Regions from separate parts of the Homo sapiens genome. Here region 1 is linked to region 2. Evidence: chromatin contacts called from ENCODE Hi-C or POLR2A ChIA-PET data. All regions are on one chromosome and are shown on one strand. Each heading gives the region's core, a stretch centred on a gene start or an enhancer-like site at or near the end of the contact. The rest is flanking DNA. Distances are from core to core; before and after follow the strand shown.

Region 1 (3,198 bases), core at 185-2,684, 6.7 Mb after region 2:
AGGAGGAATAGAGGAGAGGAAGGGAAAGAAGAGAGAGGCAGAGGAGAAAGAAAGAACTAGGAGGCAAGAAGGAAGGGGCGCCGCAACGCCACCGGCTTCCCGAGGTTGCAGCTCAGCAAGGAGCCGGAAAGCCGGGCCGCAAGCCGAACCCGCACTGAGGCCTCTCGCGGAGCTGCCTGCAGTTTCTGAGGGACTTCGCTCTCAGGCACGCCTGCTCCCACCTAGGAAGGGTCTCGGGACCCCTTTCAATCCCCCTATATCCCGTAGGAAATTCTTTTCCCAGAGACAGGCTGCCAGGGCGATTCCTGTCCGCCCATCTCGACCCCCGACCTGGCCCCGCAAGGGCCGGGAGCCTGGCCTTCCATGAAGCTGTCTCAGGCCGGGACCAGCCCCAGCCCCGACGGCCGCTGCGGCCCCGCCTCGGCAGCCCCGTGAGCCCGCGGAGGAGTTTCGCACCCGACCGTGCACAGCGACCGAGTTGGCGCGGCCCGTATGAAGCGAAGCGCCGGCTTCAGCAGCGCAGTCTGAGCAGGGGATCCGCGTGGCAACTAGGGCTGCGCGCGAGCTCGGGGCGACTGTGGCGGCCCGGGGAGTGCAGGGCCGGAGAGGGAAGAGGACGCGGGCTCTGGCCGGGGAGGGAGAGCGGTGCAGGGCTGGGCCGGCCAGCCGGGGCAGCAAAGTAAAGGTGAACGCCGGGCTGGGCCAGGCCGGTGAACATAGATCAGGCCTGAGGGGAGCGCGGGGCCCGAAGCCAGGCGTCCCCTCTTGTCTAGCCTGGTCCCTGGAGTCCTAGAGAGCCTCGCCGCACCCCCTCCCCTTCTCCGTCCCCTCCTCTCCTCAGAGCCGGCTGAGCCTCCCTCCCTGCCCTGCGCTTCCCACGGGGAGAGAAGGAAAAACAGGAGGGGGGAGGAAGGACCAGGAAGGGGAGAGAGGAGTGGAGGGGTACTGTTTGGAGCGGTCCGCGCGCCCCCGCCCCTCGCGCTCTCGCGACGAAGGCTCCTCGAGCCCAGCCGGGTACAACAAGTCTGTCCTCCGACGTCAGGGGGTCATTAATAACCAATTAGGAGGGTCACTGCGGCTCCTATAAAGGCGCTGAGATTTTGCCAAGGGGAAGACGGCCCCGGCCGAGTGTGCGAGAGGCTAGCGCGCGCCTGAGCCCCTTGCTGCCGCTTCCCTGCAACCACCCGCCTCTCACCCACCCTGCACCCCCCGCACCCGCCTCCGCCTCCACCCGCGTCTCTCCACCCTCCGCGCCGCCTTTGCCATCTCTACAGATTTCACCATCTCTCTTCCCCTCTCCCCCTCGTTCGCTTTCCTCCCAGTCGCCCCCTCACCTCCCGCTCCCTCCTGCGTCCTCCTCCTCTCCGTCCTCCCCCTGCTCTGGTTCCTTCTCCATCGCAGCGCTCTCCTCTCGCCCCTTGGGCTCCCCTCTCGCCCGCCCACCTCCCCCGTCGGCCCGGCCGTCCCCCGGCGCCGGGGAGCTCCGGGCCGCCCATGATGGGCTCCGTGCTCCCGGCTGAGGCCCTGGTGCTCAAGACCGGGCTGAAGGCGCCGGGACTGGCGCTGGCCGAGGTTATCACCTCCGACATCCTGCACAGCTTCCTGTACGGCCGCTGGCGCAACGTGCTCGGGGAGCAGCTCTTCGAGGACAAGAGCCACCACGCCAGCCCCAAGACAGCCTTCACCGCCGAGGTGCTGGCGCAGTCCTTCTCCGGCGGTGAGTCCAGCCGTCGGAGCCCGGCGCAATCCCTCCTCCCGGCGACCCCCATTCCCGTCCTGGCGATGCGCGAGACGCGGCTGGGATACCCGGCCTCGCTGCTACTCGCGCCAACCTGGGCTCTCCCGGCGCTCGGTGCACCTCAGTTTCCCCATGGGCCAAACCAGGACGCGAGCCACCAAGCAGCTCCGCAGCCCACCCGGCTCAAGGACCGACCCCGGCGACCCCGTCGCTCGGCCCCGACGCCCCCGCCGGCCCCTCCCTTCCCCTCCTGCGCTTGAGCTGGCGGGTTCCCGGCATTTACAGCCTTACTAGGCGTGTAATAGCAGTTGACTCAAAAAGAAGGGGTTTTAAATTCATTTAGTTAACTTGGGCTTGACCCACGAAAGTTCCCACTTAAACCAAGAACTTTAAAAGGCAGCCGGGGCTGGGGAGGGGGTGGAGGGAGGGCGGGCGGGGAGAAAAAGCCGCGGGGAGAGCGAGGGAGAGAAAGAGAGAGCGAGAAAAGTTTCTTTTCTTTAAGATGTCTCAAGTTCTTATTCCTCATTCATCAACCCGCAAACAATATCTTTCCCTGGCTCTGGCATCTCTGCGCGTCGCCCTCTTTTCCCCCTTTACGATTTCTGTTCCTCTCTTAATTTACCGTGAAGACTAATTCCACTTCCATTCACGCTATGTCAACCATCTAATCCCCCTTTTTTGTAAGGGGAATTCCTCGGCCCCTTTTAAACAAGTCCCCTCCGCATTGAGCTACAATTTACTGCTACAGCATTCTTCCAGGGCTAATGAATTTAGAATTAGCAATTTCTTTCGAATGGAGCCGAATGAATGCGATCACTTTAACAGCGTGACAAATTGCCCGCCGCGCCGCAATGGACACCGTTTAACCCCCCCCTTTCAGCCGGCCCGCTCGCCGGGTATTTTCCCAGGTAGCTTAGAGGGGAACCTTGTAAGACATGGAGGCCGCCCTTGTGCGCCTCGCCGCTTCCAGCCCTGCCGCAGATGCCCGACAGGGGAACCCTCGGGGAGCTGGGGGCCGCCGCGGCTCCTCCCCGCCCAGAGAGATGACATCGGGGTTTGTCTGAGCCCGGGCGCCGCCCTCCCTGGCACCCCAGGGCCTGGGAGCAGAGAGGGACTCGGGCGCGCCCGGGGTCACACAGCGAGCGCAGAGCCTGGCCAGCTGCTGCCGGTGCTTCTTTGGCACCTCCAACACCTGCCAGCCCGAGGTCTGTCCCCAGCGCTGATCACGGCCCGGCTCCTCTGCCAGTGCCCAGAGCCTGGACACACAGTGGGCTCCCGGAAGCCGACTAGGCGAAAGAGTCTCCGGTTGGCCTTCACCTCCTTGCAGGACCTGGCCTCAGTTTCCCTGTGCATAAAACCGCTCGCTGCCGTTGGCTCATTAATTCTTAAACTTATCCGGGGCAGAGGATGGAAGAAGTTGCGAATGCTTTGAGAATTCGCGGAGAGACTAAAAACCCACT
Region 2 (3,332 bases), core at 328-2,827:
AGAGGCTTCCCCCGACCCCAGTCCCCAGCACCATCCTCAGAGCTTCAGACCATACATTGACAGTGAGCAAAGGGGGCCCCAGGCAGGCGGGTCTGGGGCCAAGGAGGGCGGCTCCCCTGCGCGGATCCTTCCCTGGTGGCTCCCAAATCCGGCGTTTTCTCTGCCGCCTCTCCCTCGGGGGAGACTCGGAAAGGCTGCAAAAATCTGGGCGCCCGTTCGCTCGCTTGTCAAGAAGCAAACTGTCTTCACATTCTCCAAGAGCAACATCCCTGCCTAGGAAGAGGAAGGAAGAGGCAAAATAAATAAAACCAGTTAATGTTGTAGTTAACTTGCAAATCAAGTAAATCTGTTGGTGCCGTATTTGAGAAATAAACCATCACAGCGTCACAGCAAACACACACTTCTGAACGTCTTCATTTTGATTTAATGGTATATCAGCGTCAACTATCGCTTCCTCTGCTGGTACACACGGCCTGATGCCGCGGGAGGAGGGTGCCCATGTTTATCACCGAGTGAGATGACTAATTACACCTTGTCAATCACCGGCTATGAAGACATAAAACCAGCGCGCACAATGAAGTAGTTGCCTGCAGCGTCAATTAGTTGGCGATTCTGAGGTTATTGCGTGGCCCTGCTTTGGCCGCCTCTAATAACGGGACAGAGCGCCGGGCACCGCGCACTGATCAATCACCCTCCTTCCGCGGCCGCCCGGCTCCCTCCCCTCTCCCCCGCCGGGTCTGGCCTCACTTTCTCCGGGCGGCTTGCGCTTCCTCCCTCCGCGGCCCCGGCTCCGTGGCGCCGGCAGCCCCGGGAGCCCCGGGAAGTTTGCGCGCGGCAGCTCCGCAGCCGGCAGCCGGGAGCCCCGCAGCCTTCGGGGAGCGCCGGGGCTGGTGGCCCCTTTGTTGGAGGAGGCGTGGAGGGAGCGCTTTTGTTCTGAGTTAGTCACGGTGGCCGGCTGGAGGCTGCTACCTCATTATGCGCCGGGTCTGCTTGTCTGCGAGGAAGCAGATGGTGGGGAGGTAGGCAGCGGCGAGAGTGGCCAGACCTGAATTCCGTTCACCTGTCACCTCCCACAAAAGGCAGGTTCGGGGGACTTAGGCATTCGTTGCCACTTTCTGGGGGAGGGGGAGGTCGAGGGGCCGCCGTTTCCGGCGCCTGCGAAGGTTCCGTACCTGTCGGTGCCCGCTCCCCCCACCCCTTGCCTTTCCCTTGGCTGCAGCTTCTCGCACCGCGTAAATGTCACTCACGTGTCAGGATGTGTGTTTACAGCCTGTTCCTCTGCTTGTTTAGTCTCGGCGGACAGGGCTCAGCGGTTGCGCGACGTTCCCCGCCGCTGGGGGAGATTAGCAAAGTTACCCGCCTCTGGACCCCGGGGCCTGGGCCCCTAGATCCCGCCCCGCGGCGGGAGATGCGTTTGAGCCTTTTACAGACGGAGCGCGTCCCAGCCTGACGCAGAGGGATGAATAGACAAGCGCACCGGGCGGGAATCCCGACTGCCTGTGTATCTGGGGTCGGCCCAGCGTTGGACGTGGGCTGCTGGTCCGAGAGGTGGCGACGGAATCGCGTGCCTATATGTATGGGGGAGTGGAAAGTCGCAGGGTGTGTTTCCACGTTTCTTGAGCAGCCCGCGGCAAGAGTTGCTGAGTACCCCACCCCCCGCCCCCAGATCCTAAGGCAGCCCCTCGAGCTTTCCAAACGTATTGTATCCAGCCCTCCCGAGAGTGGAGTTGCACCAAGGACAAACACTCTAGCGTCATTACAAATTTTTTCTGCCCCTTGGGCGACCTCCAGATGAACCCTGGTGACTCTCAGATTGGATTTTCATTCCTTACTTTCTTTGAAAGAAAGTGCCCCAGATGCGTCAATAAAACATGCCTATGTATTCGTGTAGGCGTCCGCATGCCTGCGCGCCGGCCGTGTGCAGGCGCCGAAGCACACGTCTGTGTGAACACACGGGCACGCGCGTCTTTGGGTTTAGTGGTCCTTCCCTCGCGTTGGGGCATCTGTACACATGCAGAATATACACATATGATTGTAACTTCAAGTTTTTTCAATTATGCAAAACGACCTCGTAGGAGCACTTGCAGTGATTTAAGTAGAATCGCCTGAGCACGCAAGTGCAGGTATAACGTGCAATTTACCATTTTGCAGTTGCATCCTTCTTCCCAGCTCTAGACACTTACACCTGATGCGCATGTGTAAGACCCTAGCTCTTCAGTGGTGCTGGCTGTGATTTTGCCAACAGAGATAAAATTCGTGCTGGCTGTGTTATTGCCAACAGAGATGAACATGTGTATTTGCACACATGAACACAAGTTCATGTGCTTGGGCATTACACGCATACATATATTTGTGCACACATATATTTGTGTGTGAAAGTTACTTACACACGTGAAAAACATGATTTCATGCCTCAACTCTGTACCCTGTGAGGTAAACCGCAGGTCCTGACTATCCCCTTACCTGTCCTGGCAAACAAGTCATTTCAGACTGACACCCGCCTTGTCCCTATTAGACGGAGCCAAACCTGCCTCCGAAGCAGACCCAGATGGGACTCTGTAACCGAAGTGCTTATTCAGTTTTTGTCTACAATCATTTTATTTCCTAAATCCCTCCCCCACCAGACACCTGGGTATTTCCCTCCAGTCCCCAGGAGACTCTAGGGTGAGCCTGAAACCTGGAGGCTGGGGGTAGCAGTTGGGATTTACCCAGCACGCTACTTTGTTGGCCCCTGGGGAGGTGGTGCAGCCAGGCGGGTAAGGAGGACTCGCGCCATCAGCGGGGTCTGAGACATGGTGTGCCCAGTGGGCAGAGAATAGGCCTGTGGTTTTTAAGAACCTCACTGATATCGAATGTGTCTTGGAGTGAGAAAGTTTTTAATGGAAAAGGAGCAAGAGAGAGTAATGAAATAATTTGCTAAGTGCCTACTATGTTCCAGGCATTTTACATCCACAGTCTCTTTCAATCAACACGTCCATGCGGAGGAGAGCTTCTTGTCGCCCATTATAAAGGTCAGAAACAGGCTAAGGGAGGATAAGTCACTGCCTAAGGTTACAGTGCATGTAAATGGCAGAGCTAGGATTCGAACCCTGGCCTTTCTGAGTTCCTAAAGCCATGCTCGCCCCCACTCTTCCAGGCTGGGGAGAGACCGGGAAGAGCGAGAAGCTACACGCTGGGCTGCAGATTGGGCCCTAGCGGGCTTGGAGCGTGGATATGCTGGCTGGCCCCCCTCCCCGGGAGTCACAGCTCTCGCCGGTCTCGCCACTCAGGCTCTGCCGGGTACCCAGGAGGCTTGCACGGCCGCCTGCAGCCCGCTGTGCAGAGCCCGGGCC

What was found. Hi-C counts contacts between places; a loop is a spot of excess contacts on that map. ChIA-PET counts read pairs that join two places held with the same protein, here RNA polymerase II (POLR2A). Pooled maps may share reads with other maps.
Region 1: a map of naive thymus-derived CD4-positive, alpha-beta T cell shows a loop between it and region 2 (34-fold over the local background). The contact joins the promoter of PRDM12 here to the promoter of LHX2-AS1 in region 2. A Hi-C loop is called at or near these places in 1 of 168 maps with a recorded cell type or tissue (naive thymus-derived CD4-positive, alpha-beta T cell) and 5 of 50 pooled maps. POLR2A ChIA-PET finds 5 or more read pairs at or near these places in 1 of 52 experiments (H1).

Annotation. Positions count from the first base shown.
Region 1 is chr9:130,663,160-130,666,357 of GRCh38, forward strand. PRDM12 (PR/SET domain 12) reads left to right here and starts at 1,435. Exons shown (of 5, transcript NM_021619.3): 1 at 1,435-1,717. The coding sequence starts at 1,495. RefSeq lists enhancers at 1-718, 2,009-2,682.
Region 2 is chr9:124,007,819-124,011,150 of GRCh38, forward strand. LHX2-AS1 (LHX2 antisense RNA 1) reads right to left here and starts at 1,578. Exons shown (of 2, transcript NR_135129.1): 1 at 1,248-1,578; 2 at 1-273. RefSeq lists enhancers at 1-296, 297-1,007.